2 separate regions of the Homo sapiens genome follow, and region 2 is linked to region 1. Evidence: chromatin loops called from intact Hi-C (ENCODE). Cell type or tissue: Calu3. All regions are shown on one strand. Each heading gives the region's core, and the rest is flanking DNA. Links, peaks and the distances in the headings are about the cores only. Region 1 has its middle 15 kb from the start of DCHS2. Region 2 holds the start of LOC124900169 (a long non-coding RNA gene).

Region 1 (5,379 bases), core at 89-5,088:
TCTGGCTAACACAGTTCATTGCTTCAACCGTCTCTTAGCAACATACCTTAATATCCTTCGCACCCAGTCCTTCCAAGGCGTCGTCCCCTTCCACAGCCTCCTCCTTCCCCACATCCTTTTGGATTAATCCAAACAAGTGTTTCCTTTTGTTTGGCCTTCCTTGAGATGCTACCTGCTCCTGTCTGTGTCTCGCCGCTGCTGTTTGTTTCCTGCAGCAGCACTTATCACTTTCTAAAATGAACATCTTTGTTGAGTTACCTGTTTATTGTCCGCCTTCTCTCTAAAATGTGTGATTCTGGTGAATTTTATTCACTTCTCTGTCCTCAGTGCCTACAAAAGCATTGACTGAATTTATGAATTCATGCAAACTGATATCATTTTAAATCTATAGGTTCCAATCCCAATTGGGTCCCCACTGCTGTTCAACAAACCTTTAGTCAACAAATTCCTTTCCTTGAGTTATAAGAACCTCCTTCACCACTGTTATAAATTCACTTCAGCAAATGATCTGGTCCTTCACACCCCAATGGCAGCCCCTCTAAGGACCTCATGGGTTTAGGGATATTTAGGGTACTGTTCGGTCTGTCTCATAGTTAGCATCTCTGCTGCATTAGGCAAGGTTTCCCAGTCTCTCTTTTAAATCCTTCTCCTGTGGCTTACACAAAACCATTCTCTCTTGGTTTTCATTCCTCAGACCTGCTGGATCAAAATCTCCATAGACAAGACCCAAGTGTGTATGTGTGTGTGGGTGTGTGTGTATTTCAAGGCAGAGTCTTGCTCTGTCACTTCACCCAGGCTGGAGTGCAGTGGCACAATCATGGCTCATTGCAGCCTTGACCTGCTGGGCTTAAGTGATTCTCCCACCTCAGCCTCCCAATAGCTGGGTCTACAGGCATGATCTGCCATGCCCATCTAATTTTTTTTATTTTTATCTTTTTAGTAGAGATAAAATCTCGCTATGTTGCCCAGGCTGGTCTCAAACTCTTGAGCTCAAGCAATCCTCCCAGCTCAGCCTCCCAAAGTACAAGGATTACAGGCATGAGCCACTGTGCCTGGCCTGTTTGGTTTTTGTTTTAAGAGCCACTGATAAACAGGTAGGACTGACAACTTCTTGTGGATTTCTTCTCTTCTCCTTTTCTTGTCCAGGGACAGCTTTAAACTTAGCAACTGGGTAAAAGCCAAGGTAAGGTTATAGGGGGCTGGGCTTGCGGGGGACAGATTTTGCCTTAAAACTGCCTTTGCATGACAAACACATCTCTTTTATTTGGATTACACGTTTCCAGATCATTACAAATGGGAAATTTTAATCAAGATGCCCATATACACAGCTTACATAAAGGCAATTGTAAGATGCATGTATTCAATATTTACATGTTTCAGAAAATATTAGTTGCCATATAGAAGAATATTGCTATGCCATGGTGATTATCATTTGGGGGGAAATCATTTGAAGGGATGCTGCCTCAGAAGGACCAGGCGCCAAAGATGTTAAGGTATGTTGCTAAGAGATGGGGTGTCCCCACTATTGACACCCCCTCATTTTCCCACTCTCTTAGCTTCAGCTTCAGCTTCCTACCTAGACCCCAACGATACTCAAATCTATGACTTTAAGAACACATAGCCTCTTTCTCCCTCAAATGTGAATTCCTCATTCTCAATGGATGACGAATCTTTTCCAACTGATACTTAACAGGACCCATTGGTATATTGGGGCTGGTATTTTTGGGGGCTGGTATATTTAACAACTGTTAAATACCAGCCCCAATATACCACTTTCTCTCCTAAACTTCCTTTCTTTCACTGAGTCCAGTGGACTATATTTTTGATTTAAATTTTTTCTCCATCTCTCCACCATTTCTTGAATCTGGATAATCAGGTCTTGTTTAAATGATTGGAATTGCTTTTTGACAAGCCAGCCTACCTCCAATACCTAAACATGTTCCATCCCTCCACTGACAAACTACTAAATACTTCCATAGTTATCTTTCCAAAGAGACAATCCGATTATCTCCACTACCTTCCCCTCTTGTTTTAAAACCCTTCAGTGGCTCTCCCATTAAGGACTAGAGTCATATCTCCTTATTCCTGCATGCAATGTCCTTTGTGATCAGACCTCGGCTCATTTCCCAGGCTCATCACCCTCCTGTCCTCCCCAGGCCTTAGCCAGCTCTCATTATGTGAGAGTTTGAGAAGATGTCACTAAATTGTAGCCTTTCAAATGCCTTCAACTCCTAGGCATGGACTTATGCCTCCAAAAATGCAAAGTAATAAAATGTGGAAAATAATCAGTTTATTTTTATTTGCGGGTTGGTTTTATTTCACATGCTAAGGTTCTTCTAAATTTATTCTGGCTTCCCTGCAGCAATTCTGCCCAATTCCATTTTACGTGAAATAACAGCAGCAAAGTTCAGAAATACTGCCACCTTGTGATCACAGAGTAGGTGAAAAGCCAAGTGGTCCTCCCTTTATAAACATGTTTATAAACAGAGGAGCTCAGAACTGGAGAGATTCCCTGACCAGTCCCTCTTTCCAGGCCTTAAAACTAACAACCACTTGATTACTGCTAGAAACTCAAAATTACAAAACTCTACCTTTAGGGTCTACTCTTAGTGACTCTCTTTTGTAGAGTTTTGTTGGTTTCCCTCCCCCAGATTATTTAAAGATACTGAAGGACCCACTTATTTAAGCCATCTTCAGGTTCAGGTCCTTTGAAGCCCAGAGAACTTTTTTAAGCCTTTTACTTTTAGGAGGTATGTGCTCCAGACCATAGCTGTCAACTGTATTAGGACAGCAGTGAGTTGATGCTATTTGACAATACAAACCCAAAACAGGGCGTGTAAGAAGTCCTCAAGAGCTGCTTATTGAGAGAATTAATGAATAAACAAATGAACAGCAGATACGATGACGATTTTAAGAGTGGAGAAAAATGTTTCTAATATTTTTGAAAGCAGTCATTTTATTTTGAAATGTCAAGTCCATCTTGAAACATTGACATATTCTATACTCTTGAGCTATTTAAGGTGGGTTTGAATAAAAGAATAATGGAGGTGTAGAGAGGCGAAGTGACCTATGTCTAGTGGCATACCAACAATAAATAGGTTCAGGGCAACTCAGGGCATTGCAAAGATGGGTGAGGCTGAAAGGAAATGTAAAACATATTCATTCAAACCCCTTTTGATACTGCTTTGCAAAAACAGGTTCATCCAGTTCTTCCTTTCTCTCTCTCTGTCTCTCTCTCTTTCTTGAGACAGGATCTTACTCTGTCACCCAGACTGAAGTGTAGTGGTGTGATCATGACTCACTGTAGCCTCAATCTCCCAGGCTCAAACAATTCTCAGGCCTCAGCCTCCGCACCTGGCTAATATTTTGATTTTTTGTAAAAACAGGTGCCCACGCTGGCTCAAATTCCTGAGCTCAAGTGATCCATGCACCTCGGCCTCCCAAAGTGCTGGGATTACAGGCAAGAGCCACAACACCCAGCCTTCTTCCTCTCTTTGGCTCTATTCTTAACTATTATTTCATCACATAGACTAGCTTATTTTTTAAGGTTTGTTCTCAGAATGATTGTTTTCAAATGACTTAGAACTGGATTTCTCATAAGCAGCATAGTAGCCACTGGAGACTTTTGTACACAGGTAGAGAATAAGCTGCTTTGAAAAGTCATTGGTCATTCCAAAACTCATTTGTATCATGAGACATCATAGAATATATGCTTTGTAAATAATTTGTTTTTCAGAGTCAATAACTAATTACCAGTTCATGCCCTATAAATAAATCCATATTGGAAATTATGTCTAAGTAGATTCATCACAGAAACGATTGGCCGACTGACCAAACAGCAAACTTCATGATTTACTTCTTGGCTTAGCTGCTCTCTTTGCATTTCTTTTTTAAGCAGTCCTCTTCCCCCATCATTATTATAGTAAAGAAGGAAAATGGACAAGGTGAAGCAAGGCTAGACAGGTGTGAATTTAAAAATCACTGATCCTAGAAAATGTTTGCAGCTTTTGGGTTGTAAGAAAGTGAAGTAGGCCTGACATGCTGGCTCACGCCTATAATCCCAGCACTTTGGGAGGCTCAGTCAGGAGGATCACTTGAGCCTAGGAGTTTGAGACCAGCCTGGCAATATACGGAGATCCCATCTCTACTGAAAGTACAAATAAAAAATTAGCAAGTCATGGTAGAGCATCCCTGTGGTCCTAGTTACTCAGGAGGCTGAGGTAGGAGGATTGCTTGAGCCCAGGAGGTCGAGGCTATAGCAAGCTGTGTTCGCAAGGAAGAAGATGAAGCAGGTTCTGTGACACAGAACAGAATTCAGGGCAAGTGCAGGGCTGGGCAGCCTCACACTGTAATTCACACTCAGGGCAATAAACAGAAAATAATTTTCAGAATGAAATCATGGCATTGATCTTGTCATCATCTCGAGCACTTGAGATTTTGAAACAAATTAACATTGTCTCCTTAAATGCAAGGTATCCTTCTTAGGCTCCTTAAGGAACTTTGCCATTTAAAAAAGTTAAGTTTTCAAGATAAAGAGACCTACTTTGGTCACAGTGAAGATTATGACTAGCCAATTGGCAAATGCCAGAAGAAATCCATGTGTTTCTTTTCCTTTCACTCTGCCCATGTTCCACGTATATCAGTTCCACTTAGCTAAGTTGTCTGCTCCTTTTGACTTGCTGGAATATCACAATGCAAGTCTGGTGGGCACAGAAATTCTGGGATGGTGTCTAGCCTTAATTAAACACCCCCAACTGTGGTGCAGTCAAACCTTGAGATTTTCATGACTACTGAGACCTGGACAAAAAACAAGTATTTTTTGCCCAGTAGAGTTGAAAGCCGAAATAAGCAAACAAGAAGGAGGAAACATATAAGTAGGAGATTGCAAAGGCAGAGAGGTAAAGATGGCTTAGCTCCAGGTGGTCAATGATGCTCTATCCAGATGAGGGGCTTTGGGGCCCAGAGCCTGCATGTCCTGATGGGTTTTCAATTCTGAGCACAAGATATTCATCTGAAATGTTAATTTTCCATGTTCAGCCATTTGCCATCCGGATAAAATTCCCAGCACAGCTTCTGCACAAACTCAGGATAAGGTGGCAAGCTCTTAACTGCCTTGACTGGTAAACCATGTAAATAACCCCTTTTCATTGTTTTTTTCCACAGGCAAGATAGAGTAGTCTTTCTAATATTAACTTCAGCATAAATATTGAAACTCACATAACTTGAATATTGAAAAAAGCTTCCAAATGGTCTTTGAATTTAAATAGCACCTTGAGACTCCCAGCCCCCAGAACAGCTCTAAAATTCAAATGACTAACCAACTTGCCATTCTTTGCCTTCTCTAATTTCCATATTTCTTTTTTTTTGTGCTAATAATTA
Region 2 (5,379 bases), core at 130-5,129, 120 kb after region 1:
TGTGGCCTAAGGCCTGAGAGCCCCGGCAAACCACTGGTGTAAGTCCAAGAGTCCAAAAGCTGAAGAACTTGGAGTCCGATGCTCTAGGGCAGGAAGCATCCAATACGGGAGAAATATGAAGGCCAGAAGACTCAGCCATTCTATTCCTTCCACATTCCTCTGCCTGCTTTCATCCTAGCTGCGCTGGCAGCTGATTGGATGGTGCCCACCTACATTGAGGGTGGGTCTGCCTTGCCCAGTCCACTGACTCAAATGTTAATCTCCTTTGGCAACACCCTCGCAGACACACCCAGGATCAATGCTTTGCATCCTTCAATCTAATCAAGGGGCTGGATTTGTTTAACCATCACACAAGGGGCTGTTTTTGTTTTTGTTATTGTTTAAGAGATGAGCTCTCCCTCTGCCGCCCAGGCTGCTGTGCTGTGGCACAATTAAAGCTCACTGCAGCTTAAAACTCCTGTTCTCAAGCAATCCTCCCACCTCAGCCTCCCATGTAGCTGGGACTACAGGCATGCATCACCACGCCCAGCTAATTTTTTAAATTTTTTAGTTTTGTAGAGATAGGGTCTCACAATGTTGTCCTGTTAGTTGCCTAGATTGGTTTCAAATTCCTGGCCTCAAGCAATCCTTGGACTCCCCAAATGCTGAGATTATAGGCAAAAGCCACCAAGCCCAGCTGGGCTCACTAATTGAAGGTTATGAAAGCATCACACCCTTTTTAGGCAATCCCTTCTCCCTCTGTATGGCTGAATGTAGGAAAAAAGTATCTCCCTCCCATGGTTAGTTAAGGATCAGACTCACTTGTTCTAATCTTGCCTGTACAAGTTAGTAGCTCTGTGTTCCTGGACTATTAGTTAGCCTCTCTGTGCCTGTTTCCTTTTATCAGACTGACTTCCTTGCTCCTCAGCTTGCAGATGGCCTATTGTGGGACTCACCTTGTGATTATGAGAGTCAATTCTCCTTAATAAACTCCCTTTCATATATACATCATATATACATCTATCCTATTAGTCCTGTCCCTCTAGAGTACCCTGAATGATCCACCAGGCTGTCGGGGCTTAAATTCCAGCTTTATAACTTACTTCTAGCTGTGTGACCTTAGGAAATGTTCCTGCTTCTTTGTCTCAATTTCCTCAATTGTAAAAAGGGAATAATATTATTACCCATCTTATAGGGTTGTTTTGTCTAATGTGTTAATAAATGTAAACATTTAAAACATTACATAAGAGCTGATTTTACTATTATTATAAAAAAGCTCTTAAAACAGTTTCTGGTCAGCATTAAGAACTCAATAATTGTTAATGGTTAATATTAGTCATGTAACTACCCAGATAATCCATAAACTGTATTAGTCATCCTGTTAAGAAGCAAGGCCTGGTTTGTCTTCTTCCTTTTATTATACAATTTTACTGCTTCTAATTTAAACTCTTGCCTCCCTAAGTTCAATCCAGGAAGAGAGTCAGGATTAAAGGACTAGAAGGAAAGACAAGAGTGCTGATGGAAACAAAACTACTCAAATATAGGTGTTAAAGAGAGAGAAAGAGACAGAGAGGGAGACAGAGAGAGAGAGAGAGAGAGAGAGAGAGACTTTGTCAGCTAAAAATTAACTAGACTGTCAGCTCCTGCGTCTTCTGCATCCCTCTCAGAACCTGGAAAAAAATATTTGCAGTGGTCCTGATGTCCGCAGCAGGCCTTGCTCCGATGGTTTTGCAGAGTAGCAAGTGAAGATTTCCAAAAGGCGGAAGAGCGGGATAAGAGAAGAAAAAGAGATAGATAAGCTAGCACAGGAACAAGGCTCAGAGCAGGAAAGTTACCAGGACAGAACAGGGAGGGACTGACTGTCACAGGGCAGGGAGCAGGAGGAAAGAAGCCACTTTTCAGTGAAAGGTATTTGTAATTACAAGAAAGCCAGGTTCTTCAGGGCCCTGGAGAAACAGAAATACAATTCCCTGGCTTCTGGGGAGAGCACTTAGGGGCTCCTATATCCTCATCCCTTTGGATTTTCCCTTCTCAAACGCCAGAATTTGGAAAAGGGTGGGGAGGGTCTTTAAATTATTTGGCACAAACTCCGAAAAAGTGGAGAGGCTGTGAGCCAGCCACCCTCCGACTAGGTTTTGTGGTGATGGTTGCTGAAATCACTTGCGCACAGGATGACAGGAGCTGGGAACCTCAAGGTAGGTGAGCCTGCCAAGACGCGGGTCCGGGACTCGGCTGGGGCGCAGATGGAGCCCGCCCGGTAGGGGGTGTGCGGAGCCCTGTTTTCTGGGCTCCGGCCCCCAGCCCAGCCCAGCCGCCGCAGGAGCGCTCGGCCAGTAGGTGTCTCTGCTCCTCGGGCGGCCTTGAGCAGTGCCTAACGTTGAGCGTGAGGCTCGTGCTCCGGGTCTCGCGGGCGGCCGCCTCGGGCGTCGAGTCCCGGAGATTGGACAGACACCAGAGCCTGGGGACCGCGGAGTGACCGGGTGGGGCTGGAGGGCGGCGCCGCGCCTTCTGGGGAGACGCGGAGGTATCAGGTAATCCCCCGGCGGCCTGCGCCAGGCAGTCATGCCCACCCGAGCCCTGGGACCTTTTTCACCTCCTCTTTCCAGGGAGGAAAGGCGGCAAGGGAGGCGCGAGGAGTTAGTTGCAGCCCTGGAGGCAGACACTGAACTCCAAGATAATGCCACTTGGACTCTGAAAGTGGGCTCTTCTCTACCACGCGATCCAGCTTAGCTTTTACCTTTTCTCTAGAGGTAGAGAGGGCCGGGTGCCAACTCCTTGCTCAACTTCTCACTGGAAAAGTGGCTGCCTTCCTCCGTCTCCCTCCCCTGGGCTCCGGCCAGGGGAGCAAGGCCTGCTGTGGACATGAGGAACTCCCTGCCCTGTCCTGGTAACTTTCCTATTCTGCACCTTCGCTTTGCTAGCTTGTCTACCTCCTTCTTTTCGCTAGCTTATCTACCTCCTTCTCTTCTTCGCTCTTCCTCCCACTGGAAATCTTCACTTCCTAGTCCGCAAAACCGTCCAGCGGAGGTTTGCAACAGAGTCGGCTCTTGGAATCATAGCCCTCTTAGGTTGGTGGTGGTTGTGGATTAGAGGGCAGCAGTAGGGACGATTAAAAGTAGTTTTTAATACTTAAATGGTTTAGGGCTTTCCTGTGCCTTTGTTCTGCCTAAACATTAGTTTGATTTACTAAAATCCTCTCCTACCCCATTTCTGGCATTTGGTAAAGAAACCAAGTGAAGGTAATCAGGCCTCGGGTATTTATGTATGTAGAAATCATCTAGCAAAATAGAACGAATAGATCATTTCTTTTGAGGGGCCGTAAACTTTTTTGTATGTTGAAGTGTGTTTTGATACTTGGGTGTTCCCTTGTTGCTGTGGCTGCCTGTTTCATTTGATTTGAGGGCCTTTGAGCATTGTCTGTCATTGACATTCTACTACTGAAGTTTATTCCTTTTGTTTAAAGTCTTAATATTCTTTTCCAGTCCCCCTAATGAATCACGGTTACCATGAGAAGGATGACCTCATGTTATTGAAGAAAAGTCCTGGTCTGAGATTCAGGAAACAAGATTCAGATGGCTTGTGTCCAGTGTTTAGTTCTGGACCCATTTCTGGGGCTAAGTGGCTATGTGATTTTGGTTGTTCAATTTATTTAACTTCTCAGAACCTTGGTTTTCTCATTTCAGGGAATCTGGGACCAATAACCCCCATCCATTGTTATATGACTGCTAAATTCAGTCTTCAATTCTTGGCTGTCTTCTTCCTTGATTACCAGTGGCATTTAACCAAAGTGATCATTGTCTCCTTGAAATACTTTCTACTTGAAGTCTCATGAGGTCTTCCTCCTTCCTCCTTGCCCACTACTTCTCAGTCTCCTTGACTGGTTCCTCCTCAACCCTAAAAGCTAAAGTTTGATGTGTACTAGGCCTCTTCTCTGACTCCATCCTCTCTAAGTGCTCTCCATCTATGACATTTAACATCACCATCTTGGAAGAATCCCACACTTATGCCTCCAACATGGACTTGTCCTCCTCTAAAATCCATACTCAGGTATCCAGCTGCCTTCTTGACATCTTCATAGGCATCTCAAAAGTAACATGTTCAAAACAGAACTCCTGATCTTTACCCCAAATCTGATTCTTCCCAAGTCTTGTTCACCTCATTAAATGGAATCCCTATCTTTCCATGCTCGAGCCAAAATCTTTGCAGTCAAACTTGATGTCTACCATCAGCCTAGTCCACACCTGCATCTCTCTAGTTGATCTATATCAATAGCCTCTGATCTAGTCATCCTAGTTGCTCTCTTGCACTCCCAAAGTTTTTTTTCTGCACACAGCTGCAAGAGTACCTATGCAGGAGAATCATATCCCTCATTGGATGAAAACTTCCCAATGGTTTATCTCATTTAGAGATCTACAAAACTGATTTAGTTTCCTCTTCTTTTCTGGTCTTATCTATTTCTACTCTCCCTTTTGCTCACCAACACTGCAGGCACGTTGGTTTCCCAGTTATGACTACAATATGCCAAGCACATCCCTGTCTTGGGAACTTTGCACATACTTGCCCCTCGGTGTGGAACACTCTTTCCCCAGACAGTGCATGGCAAGCACTTCACTTCCTTCAGGTCTCTACTCATTCAAATATTATCATATCAAAGACGCTGTCCCCTGACCACTCTACATCCAGTAGCCACAATTCTATGGGATTCCTCTTGGTATTATTCTTTTAACTGAGACAGGGTCTTGCTTTGTCACCCAGGCTGGAGTGCAATAGCATGAACATAGTTCAAGGCAGCCTCAAACTCCTGTCTAAAGCAATCCTCCTGCCTCAGTCTCCCAAGTAGCTGGGACTACAGGTGTGTGCCACCACATTTGGCTAATGTTAAGATTTTTTTTCTTTTCTTTCCTTTTTTTTCTGGGTAGAGATTTTGTCTTGCTCTGTTGCTCAGGCTGGTCTCAACCTCCTGGGCTCAAGTGATCCTCTCACTTGGCCTCTGAAACTATTGGAATTACAGGTGTGGGAGACACTGTGCCCAGCCTTCTTGGTACTTCCTAACCCCTTACCTGGCTTTAGTTTTCTCCACAGTACTTGACAGCTGACAAATATTTTGTTGTTTCTTTTCCTACCTATACTCCAGAAAGTGAACTCCAAAGAGGGCAGAGATTGTGTCCATTTTGATCACTGCATTGTCTCCAGTGCCTAGAACAGAGATTGGTATGCAAGATTACCAATGTATCTTTACTGAATAAATTATATTCATGATATTTATACCATAGGGCTAAAGTGAAGATCACATTGTGAGGCCAGTTTGTATACTGGAAAAAACCTTGGCTTTACAATTAGTGAAACCTGGTTTCCAATCATGGTTGCACACTCACTGGTAATGTGAACTTCTCAGAAGGT

What was found. Hi-C counts contacts between places; a loop is a spot of excess contacts. Peaks named below come from ENCODE experiments on the same cell type or tissue, not always from the same donor. Only the 100,000 strongest peaks of a DNase experiment are listed, where the experiment ranks them.
Region 2: a loop joins it to region 1, with 4 times the contacts of the local background. A loop is called at or near these places in 8 of 110 quality-filtered maps.

Annotation. Positions count from the first base shown.
Region 1 is chr4:154,504,049-154,509,427 of GRCh38, forward strand. No RefSeq gene overlaps it. Among named protein-coding and RNA genes, the nearest start is that of DCHS2, 15 kb to the left of the region's middle. In Calu3, for the core only: CTCF peaks have their summits at 180, 2,470 (motif pointing left) and 2,700; a DNase peak (open chromatin) is centred at 3,283.
Region 2 is chr4:154,624,640-154,630,018 of GRCh38, forward strand. LOC124900169 (a long non-coding RNA gene) reads left to right here and starts at 2,323. Exons shown (of 6, transcript XR_007058343.1): 1 at 2,323-2,510. RefSeq lists a silencer at 2,150-2,279. In Calu3, for the core only: a CTCF peak has its summit at 2,232; a DNase peak (open chromatin) is centred at 2,302.